2 separate regions of the Homo sapiens genome follow, and region 1 is linked to region 2. A link is an interaction called in ENCODE POLR2A ChIA-PET data of the cell type or tissue named here. Cell type or tissue: K562. All regions are shown on one strand. Links, peaks and the distances in the headings refer to the core of each region. The heading gives the core; the rest is flanking DNA.

The links. ChIA-PET counts read pairs that join two places held together with the same protein. Peaks named below come from ENCODE experiments on the same cell type or tissue, not always from the same donor. Only the 100,000 strongest peaks of a DNase experiment are listed, where the experiment ranks them.
Region 1: POLR2A ChIA-PET joins it to region 2 with 5 read pairs; 2 of 35 experiments call an interaction of 5 or more read pairs at or near these places.

The regions. Positions count from the first base shown.
Region 1 is chr6:87,627,684-87,633,068 of GRCh38, reverse strand. The region is part of intron 11 of ORC3 (origin recognition complex subunit 3); the gene reads right to left. Among named protein-coding and RNA genes, the nearest start is that of ORC3, 40 kb to the right of the region's middle. In K562, for the core only: no CTCF peak of the experiment used is centred there; no DNase peak of the experiment used is centred there.
Region 2 is chr6:87,333,448-87,338,811 of GRCh38, reverse strand. It overlaps SMIM8 (small integral membrane protein 8), which reads right to left. Exons shown (of 4, transcript NM_001042493.3): 3 at 1,646-1,803. The coding sequence starts at 1,780. It also overlaps the pseudogene LOC100421022. Among named protein-coding and RNA genes, the nearest start is that of GJB7, 6.9 kb to the right of the region's middle. In K562, for the core only: no CTCF peak of the experiment used is centred there; a DNase peak (open chromatin) is centred at 2,221.

The sequences.
Region 1 (5,385 bases), core at 175-5,174, 290 kb before region 2:
GGAGAGAAAAGAAATACTTTACCCACTATAGGGCAATACTGCATACTCAAGGAACATACCTGCCCTGGAATAAGTGTTCGATGAGGAATATAAACATGTTTTTCTCCTAGGTGGTCTCAGTTCCTTCATACTTTTCACTGTGTGGTGCATCCCTGTGCTGAGTAGAGTTCTAGTGTTTAAAAAATGTTTTGTTTTGCTTTAATCATTATTTTATTTTAAGATAAAAATAAAAATTTTAAGATGAAGTCTAACTCTCTGCTCACTGCAACCTCCACCTCCCAGGTTCAAGTGATTCTCTTGCCTCAGCCTCCTGAGTAGCTGGGATTACAGGTGCCTGCCACCATGCCCAGTTAACATTTTGTATTTTTAGTAGAGATAGGGTTTCACCATGTTGGCCAGGCTGGTCTTGATCTCCTGACCTCAAGTGATCCACCCACCTCAGCCTCCCAAAGTGCTGGGATTACAGGTGTGAGCCACCGTGACTGGCCTAAAAAATGTTTTGTATTGTATTGTTTTGTTTTGTTCCATACAACATGGCAGACTATATCATCTGGTGCTCAACTGAGGAAATGGTGGTTGGTTCCAACAATGGGGAAAAAGACTGGCTATGATGGACTTAACGAATGAGAGAAGGTTTGCTGTACCTTTCTAAGGGATTTTTCAAGAGTAATTTTGACCATCCCAGATCTTCACCTTATGTGCTGACTTTAGAACCTAATCTCCACATAATAAAGATTTCATTGTTATTTATATGTGTTTTTATCAGTTGCAACAAAAAACATCACAAATGATTAACATTTTCTTATAACATGTCCTCTAAGTTTTCCATCTTACTTAGATACCTGCACATATGTATCTGCCTTTACTTATTCAAACAATAATTCTTTTTTGTTTGTTTGTTTTTGGAGATGGAGTCTTGCTCTGTTGCCCAGGCTGGAGTGCAGTGGCGTGATCTCAGCTCACTGCAACCTCCACCTCCCAGGCTCAAGCGGTTCTCCTGCCTCAGCCTCCTGAGTAGCTGGAATTACAGGCGCCTGCCATAATGCCTGGTTAATTTTTTGTATTTTTAGCAGAGATGGGGTTTCACTGGGTTGGCCAGGCTGGTCTCAAACTTCTGACCTCAAGTGATCTGCCCACCTTGGCCTCCCAAAGTGTCGGGATTAGACACTGCGTGAGATACTGCACCCGGCCTTAAAACAATAATTCTTAATGTACTTATGGACACTATTTTACAAACTCAAACCTGTAAAAGGTTTTGATATATGAGAAAATTTTCGGGCCGGGCAGGGTGGCTCACGCCTGTAATCCCAGCACTTTGGGAGGCCGAGGCGGGTGGATCACCTGAGGTCAGAGTTCAAGACCAGCCTAGCCAACCTGGCAAAACCCCCTCTCTAGTAAAAATACAAAAATTAGCTGGGTGTGGTGGCAGGAGCCTGTAATCCCAGCTACTTGGGAGGCTGAGGCAGGAGAATCACTTGAACCCAGGAGGCGGAGGTTGCCGTGAGCCAAGATCGCGCTGTTGCAGTCCAGCCTGGGTGACAGAGTGAGATTCCATCTCAAAAAAAAATTTTCCATTTAATACATTACAGCAGCATCATACCATGTACATGTGAAAATAAAGCCTGTTGAAATATTAACCCTACTTTCCATATGTTAAATTTTTCTTCAGGCACTTTTTCTGCACACTAGTCATAGCTGTCACCATTTTGTTTCATAATTGTGTTTACAATGATTCTTTTCTACGGAGATACACTTTGTCTAGGAATATGCATTATTTACTAAAAAGATATGCTTTCTCTGTTCTTTAAGCATGAAGACTTCTTAGTCTTTACTGATTTTTGACAAAGGAACAGAAATATTTCTCTGCTATAAGAAAAACAGGCATGGCATAGTGGCTCATGCCCATAATCCCAGCACTTTGGGAGGCCATAGTGGGAGGATCACTTGAGCCCAGGGGTTCAAGACCAGCTTGATAGTGAGCAACATAGTGAGAGACCCTGTCTCTACAAAAAAAAAAAAAAAAAATTTAAATTAGCTGGGCATGGTGGCATGTGCCTGTAGTCCCAGATACTCAGGAGGCTGAGGTAGGAAGACTGCTTGAGCCCAGAAAGTCAAGGCTGCAGCAAGCTATGATTGCACCACTGTACTCCAGCCTGGGTGACAGAGCGAAACTGTCTCAAAAAGAAAAAAAAAAAGCAAAGCAATACATAACAGCCTCCTTGCTCTTCTTCAAATATGGCAGACATGCTCCAACCTCAGGTCCTTTCTACCTGCTTAGAATTCCCTTCCTCCAGATTCTTGAGTGGCAAGCTCTGTGACTTCCTTTAGGTCTTTACTCAAAATTTACCTTCTCAGTCAGGTCCTTATTTAAAATTTTGACTCCACTTCCCACGCACATGGAACTTCATATCCTTCTTCTCTGCTTCATTGTTTTTATCTCAGCACTTATCACTAACAGATATTTTACTTATTTATCTTATTTATTGTCTGTCTCCCTGATACAATGAAAACGGTAGAAGTTTTGGCTGTTTGGTTCACTCCTGTATTCTCAAAACCTAGATTAACACCGGGCACATAATAGGCACTAGAAAAATATTGGCTGAATGAAGAGTACATTAATGAATGAAGGCTGAACACTTAGTCTCTCTTTTATTTATTTTTAATTTTTGAGACAGGATCTTGCTCTAGCAACCAGGCTGGAATGCAGTGGTGCAATCTCAGCTCACTGCAGCCTTGACCTCCCAGGGTCAAGTGATCCTCTTGTCTCAGCCTTCCAAGTAGCTGGGACTATATATAGGTGCACACCACCACACCCGGCTAATTTTTGTAGAGATGGGGTCTCATTATGTTGCCCAGGCTGATCTGCTTGCCTCGGCCTCCCAAAGTGCTGGGATTACAGGTGTGAGCCACTGTGCCCAGCCTCAGTCTCTCTTTTAAGTAAGAGCAACCATATTTTGTCTTGCTGGATGTGGTCTAGATTTCCTGATTTTTCAAAAGTCTGAATTTGTAACGTAAAATTTCTCAATATGTAAATATTGGTTCTAACATTTTTTTTAAATGTATGTTTAAAAAACACATTTACATTAGACTGTGGGTTGCCTCTTAATGTGCAATATACCCTCTTAAATTAGTCATCTCCAACCTCATCAATCCTGTCTGTTATTCATACAAAAATCATTCACTGATAGCATGTCTTTTGCAGCAACATGGATGGAGCAGGAGGCCAGTATCCTAAGTGAAATAACTCAGAAACAGAAAATCAAATACCGCACGTTCTCACTTATACGTGAGAGCTAAATAATAGGTACACATGTATATACAGAGTAAAATAACAGACACTGTGGACTTCAAAAGGGGTAGGGTTGGGAGGGGTGACGGCAGAGAAATTATTTATTAGGTACAATGTTCACTATTCAGGTGATGGGCACACTAGAAGCCAAAAACTCACCATCATCCAATATGTAACAAACTGCACCTGTAACCCCCTGAATCTATTTTTTAAAAATCATATATCACTGTTTACTTATATGACAGACCCCCTATTGTTATTGAGCTAGCTGCTTTCTCTGGAGGAGAAGTCAATACATATGTAAAACTTATACAGGTAAAGAAAAAAAGGCTAGGCAGAATTACATTTGCCATGCATTTATTTCTCTTCTACTTCCATAGTACTTACCACTTTTGTCTCTAAAATTGTATGTATAGGGGTGAACAGTGACCTCAGATTATAAAATAAAGTATGTAAAAATGACTATAAACTTCTGTAATTTCTTTTCAATCAATTCACTGATCATTAAAAACTGGTAAAACAGACTGTTGAATTTTAGGATTAAGAGATATCAGCTGTCTAAGAACACAGAATTTTCTCATTTATTATCTTGTTATAACTAAGCCTTATTTTTCTCATTAGAGAAAAATGCTGGCTGGCAGTGTTTTCCAGACTTAGCATATTACTGCTATCTAATAAGAATGCCAAACCACAGCTTTCTCCTAGCACTTATGTGGCAAGAGTGCTAGTCTTCTCATCTGTCTCTACCTTTTGTTCTCCATATTCCTACCTCAGCAGTATAGATCAAGAGAAGCACTTGACAAAGAGTTTGAATTTAAATGATTAATTCCTGACACACTAGGCTAATGCCCAGCTCATTTGATCACATTTGATAGACTGTGATTGTTTTCCTTTTTCCTTTACTTTTCCATTTATTATTTTTTCTAAGAAATTTTCTTCCCCCTGTCTGCCCTGTAGGTCTGACAAAAGAAACAGAAAGAGGTGGGGTCAAAGGTGAAAGGCAGGTCTTCATCAAACTCATGAACTGATTTTGTGCCTTTTGTTCATGAGACACTATGATAAGCATACTAAACGGTGAAAAGAAGTCCTTACTCTACCATGAACTTGCTCTGTGACATGAGATATTTCACTTCCTTTCTCTTGGCTGCAGTTCTTCATTTTTGAAATGAGGGTGCTAAAGGAGTTCAAGGTTTATTTCTCACTCTAAAAGGATTTAAAGTCTAGTTGGGAAAATAGGTATAAAGACGTGAAACATTAACAAGTAAGAATAATAAAACTTCAACTGTCACCTGCAAGGGAATGAATCTAAGCTTTCTACATAGTATGAAGATTTTCAGTATTTCATCAGCTGTACCAGGTCTTCTAATGTCCCTCCTTAGTAGGAAATTCCTAGCAAATCACCTACAAATGTACATTGTTTAGTCAGGTAAAGTTTTAAATTTTATTTTATTTTAAGTTCTGGGATACATGTGCAGGACGTGCAGGTTTCTTACTTAGGTAAATGTGTGCCATGGTAGTTTGCTGCACCTATCAACCCATCATCTAGGTATTAAGCCCCGCATGCATTAGCTGTTTATCCTGATGCTCTCCCTCCGACCTGTGCTCTCATTGTTCAGCTCCCACTCACAAATGAGAACATGTGGTGCTTGGTTTTCTGTTCCTGTGTTAGTTTTAGTCAGCTAAATTTTTACATTTAAAAGTACACTTTTTAAAAAACTCATTACTGAGTTCATTAAATTCAAAGCTGACATATAGTTCTGAAGCAGTGGATCCATAATTTTGAGGGAGTTAAAGGTTTTTGTTAACGTCTTGATTCTAGTCAGAGGATAACTGAGATCAATCATTTGTTTAGGTGGGAACTTAATAGATTAGTTCTAGCTTAAGAAAATGAGGTGATGGGGGAAACAATAACAAATGCTTCCTCCTAGGGAGGCAGTCTAACTTAGTAGTTCTTGAAGTGTGGTTTCCAGTTATACAGACTGTAAATTTCTCTGGAATATTCTGTGAGGTCTAGCTCTTAGACACTTGAATATAGAAAATGGGCACAAAATGATAAACTCTAATGGTAGGCATGTCTATACAACTATATAACATAA
Region 2 (5,364 bases), core at 1-5,000:
GCATGTTCACACTCAACGAGTTGGTCTTTCTTAGGTCAATGTAAATGCACAGTAGTGATATAAATAACAGTTTCTGCTTCTGTCACCATACCTGCTGTACCACTACTGAGAAATAAAAGAAACTCTTTAACTGTGGAATGTGAGCCCCCTTTAAATTATCAGGCCCAGAGAGGCATTGGAATGAGACAGTAGTCATGTCTTGAGCTAAGTAATAATTTTGAAGCCCTTGTTATGTGGGCTCTGGACTGACACAACCAATAGCTATATATTAACCTTACAATGCCCTCCACTAGACATTATAACTCATACTCTGTAGTTCAACAATGTATAATTACTAATCAATGTCATTTCTGCAAACCAATGAAAATTACTGAAAAGCAACTTTTGTACTTGCCCCCTCTCCTGATTCATCTTTTTTCTTAAAAACTCCAGCCTCTCTTTTGCTCTCCAGAGTGCTTCCCAAGGTTACTCTGAAGTGTTTCCCAGGCTGCAGTCCTCAACCTTGGCCCAAATAAACTCCCTACCTATATTAATTTGCCTCAGTTTCTTCCTTTAGGTGACACTTCTATTTCAAAATAAGGGTCAAACTTTTTCACTTAGATGAACACCTAAGAAAGGACACAGACTCAGAGCAGTTTAAATTTACAATTCTTGAAATGCTTTTAGCAATTAAAAGAACACATTAGTTCAAAGCTTTTAAAATATTTTACCTTGATTTAATGATCTGATTAAGTTGATCTATTTAACTTTAAAAGTTTACATTGATAACTATGTTACTAAAATTCTAATCAGATTCAACACACTTAAATATTTATCATATTTTATTTTAATTTGATTTTACATTTATTTTAAAATAGAATCTACATTTATTTAAAAATAAACTCAGCCAGGCGTGGTGGCTCATGCCTGTAATCACAACAATTTGGGAGGCTGAGGTGGGAGAATCGCTTAAGGCCAGGAGTTCAAAACCAGTTTGGGCAATATACTGACACACCATCTCTACAAAAAATTTTAAAAATGAGCCAGGCATAAAGGCGTGCACCTGTAGTCCCAGCCACTCAGGAGGCTGAGGTACAAGGATCCCTTGAGCCCAGGGGTTTGAAGCTGCAGTGAGCTGACTGTACCACTGCACTACAGCCTAGGTGACAGAACCTCTAATAAATAAATGAATATCATCAAATCAAATGTTTTGGAATTTTTCACAAAGTATCTGTAATATTGCTTAGATAAAAATATTACCTACAGGGTAGAATTGCAGTATGTTAAGAATGGTCAGATTTTCATTTTGGTTTCCTTGCTTAAATGGAAGGTCTTATTTACCTAATAGTACCTGATCAAACAACAAAAGTTGTCTTCAAATTAATGCAACTATTAAAATAGTACTTTAGATAGTTTGAGAAGCCAATCCAATAAAGGGCAACCATTTTTCATTATAACTCTCAAATGCCCTTAAAATATTTACTTTTATATGTGTATTTATATGTGAAACAGCATTTACAATCGTCCTTCCACCTGCTTTTATTCACAGAGAGGTCTTACTTGTCAACATAAAATTTCCATGATAAAATCAAATACAAGAAAATTAGAACTTTCTGACAGTCTGGTTGGATTAAACACAAAGTCTTATCCTGGATGTATTTCTTACAGGTTTAATGAAGAGCTCTGGATTCACAGCACGAAATAAGGTTGTTGTGCGCACCCCTCTGAGCCCTGGGCTTTGAAACTCTTTCTCTTTGGGTGGTTCCTTTTTGAATGTTGGAGGCTCAGGTGCTGAAGACATCTTGATCAATGATGATTTATTATCTAAAAACAAAATAATATATTTTTTCCCTTCATAATTGTGCTTCTCTGATAAATTTCTTTAAAAAGTAATTCTTAAATTCCTTCTTTGAATTCCAACCCAGATACATACCAAATGTGATTGTCAGTTATCTTATTACTTTGTATAATGTACTTTGTAAATGGTGCTTTAACTTTAATTTGTTAATTTTGTTCATTATTTTAATTTTCATCTCAAAATAAAAGTGGTGGGCAAAGGTTGTTTTCCTGCTTTTATAGAAGACTGGAGAATTGTTTGTTGCTCTGAGTCACGTCGTATCATATGCAACCAAGACTATGAGTAGGTGAGGCCAGTAGGTTATCCGTTCCTTTCCTTAGTTCCTTGCTTTCACTCCTCCTCACCTTTCAACAGCCCCTCCATAACACCAACCTGAGAGAATGACCAGCATTCCTTTGCTCATTATCTTCTCCTACAGATTCACTCCTGGCCAGTTTCCCCCACTGCTCCTCTGTCTTCCTCCACTAGCCCACACACGAACTCATTTTCCCAAGCAGTAAGGATAAGGAGCTGTTTGTACTTACTCTTCCATTGCCAATCAGCAACTTTCTGGGTAGGTTATGCCCTGCTATCTCCTTAATCTGAATATCCTTTTTTATCTTAGCTACTGTAAATCTATCCTATTAAATCCAAGTGTGTCTTTTGTCTTCTTGTTTTCCTAGCTGAAATGTCAGCACTTTGGGAGTATTTTTCTCTTCTAGGTATTATTAGGCAAAAGCTTATTTTATCCTCTCTGCCATCTAATGCTGGGATGGGAGGTGAGGGTTGAAAGAGGGGAGGTAGAGAAAGAAAGCTTCCAAAGATGGACATAAATGACAATATAGTAAAATTATTTGGGGGAAATGCTGCAATCGCTGTACAGTAAATGTTATAAAATAAAAGTTAAGAGCCAAACATTCATACTTAAACACACATTGGGGCTTTGTTTGCACAAGTATTTTTTTTTTGAGACAGTCTTCTTACTCGATTGCCTAGACTGGAATGCACGTGCAGTGGCGTGATCATAGCTCACTGCAGCCTGCAGCCTCAAACACCTGGGCTCAAGTGATCCTCCCACCTCAACCTCCCAGGTAGCTAGGACTACAGGCATGCACCACACCTGGCTTTTTTTTTTTTTTTTTTTTTTTTTGGTAGGGACGGGGTCTCGCCATGTTGCCCAGGCTGGTCTCAAACTCCTGGCAACAAAGCAAACCTGCTTCTGCCTCCCAAAGTGCTGGGATTACAGGCATGATCCCATGCCTGTATACTTATACCACACCTGGCCAGTATAAGTATTCATTAAGCTTACTATTTTATAGACTTTATAAAATCAATATTTTCACAACTTCGTAGTTAAGGAGAAAACTAGGAACTTGGCTTTTCAAAATACTTTGTGTTGCAGTAGTCGCTGAATGTTCATCTATATCATTTAATTGGGTATGCACCTCAAGAGGAACATCTGCTTGAAGAAAAAGGAACGTTCTAAGCACTTTCTATACTTGCAAAGGCTTCAGAAATGTTCACTGTTGCTGGTTCCATCACTTATTCCTCATGCATATCATGATTATCATTGTTGCCTTCTTCATCGCTATCACCACGGCTTTCTGGTTCAATTTTTACATCAGTTAGCACTCCTGTAGCAACTTCAGGATTTGGTAACTTGGGAAATAGTTAAATTGCTATCTGTAGCCACACAGTCTTCAAAATTAAACTGGTTTGAGACATCAATGACAGCAGCAGTTGAGTGCTAGATTGGTTCAAATACCACATTTAGTTGCAGTCTTCTTACAGGAGGACCTCAGGGGATTCCACAGGAATCATGCCTGTGTTTTGCTAACATTTCATGATTACAGATAACTTTATAGATCACCAAGTCTCTGCAATCATGTCAATGGCTTACTCATGTTGCTTTTCTCCATTTTTCTCTTCATGCTCTACATTTAGAAAGAGTTGTTCCAACTGCTTTCAGAAGTGAGCTGTCACTGTGCCAACTGTACCCTGATCCAATGGCTGCAGAATGGCTGTGTAGTTCAATGGGAAAAACTCAACCCCTACATGATCCAAGTGTAGGAGTATGTTGTGGGCAGACCAATTGTCTACTGGCAAGAGCATACTGTGTATTGCTCCTTGCATTCCCTTGTCAATCTTTATCAGCTATTCAGTAACACATCTCTCATTATTCAGGCATGTGTATTGGCTTGGTAATCACGGAGGAACATTTCTGAAGCACTGAGAGTTAGCTGACTTGCCAAAGACAATTGTTCCAAAATGCATTACAGTAGAAACACCAATCATCAATCTGTTTATTTCCTTTGCAAAGTCTACCTTTGGCATGAAGCATATGATAAGGTAACAAGAACACCTGTTTCATCAGCACTTAAAACACCATTCAGGCTGGGCGGGGTGGCTCACACCTGTAATCCCACTATTTTGGGAGGAAGAGGTAGAAGGACTGCTTGAACCCAGGAGTCTGAGACCAGCCTGGGCAACAGGCTGTATCCTGTTTGGATACAGCTGGACCCTGTATCCAAAAACAAACAAACAAACAAACAAACAAACAAGCCACTGAAGCTGTAACCAGCAATTTTTGTTCTTGTTTTTAAATTTCTCCTGCATGTAAGTTAATAATTTTCTCTACTGAAACAGTGTTTTCTTCACTACAGGCAACTTGTGAAACAATTCCAGAATATGCCCAAAGTTTGTTCGGGCAGCCCGCACTTGCTTGAAACTCACCATGCCTGATAAGCTCTGGATGTTTGTCCCCTCTAAATCTCAAGCTGAATTGTAATCCCCAGTGTTGAAGGTGGAGCCTGGTGGGAGGCATTTGGATCATGGGAGCAGATCCCTCATGAATGGCTTGGTGCCATCCTTGTAGTAATGAGCGAGTTCTTACTCTATGAGTTCATGTGAGATCTGGTTGTTTAAGTGTGACACTTCTTCCCCTCCCTCTTGCTTCCTGTCTCACCATGTGACATGCCTGCTTCCACTTAATCTTCCACCACAACTGAAAGCTTCCTGAAGCCCTCACCAGGGGCAGATGCTGGCACCATGCTTCCTGTACAGCCTGCTGAACCGTGAGCCAATTAAACCTCTTTGCTTTATAAATTACCTAGCATCAGGTACTTCTTTATAATGACGCAAGAAGAGACTAACACAATTCCTAAGGTTGGCAAAAATCCAATGCTTTCTACAGCACAGTTACATGCCCATTTCTTGCATGAACCTGATATCATGCAAAAACAGTGATAAAAGGGACCTCACATTCACTTTTGCTTTAGTCCCAGAATCCCTTTTTAAACTTTCTCTTCAATCTTGGCTCAATCTTTCAAAAATGTGAACAATGTTGGGGTAGTGGTGTTAAATTCCTTTGCTATTTCTCCTTTGTTGTGGCAGCAATCTACTGCTTCCACTACTACCATTTTTTTCTTCTAATGAGAACTGCTGGTGTTTCATTTTTCTTCTCTTAGCCACGATGGTGTTTATAAAGGTATTTAGAATTTAAGTAACAAATGTTGGCCACCAGGTGCCTATAACAGGTGTCAGTGATG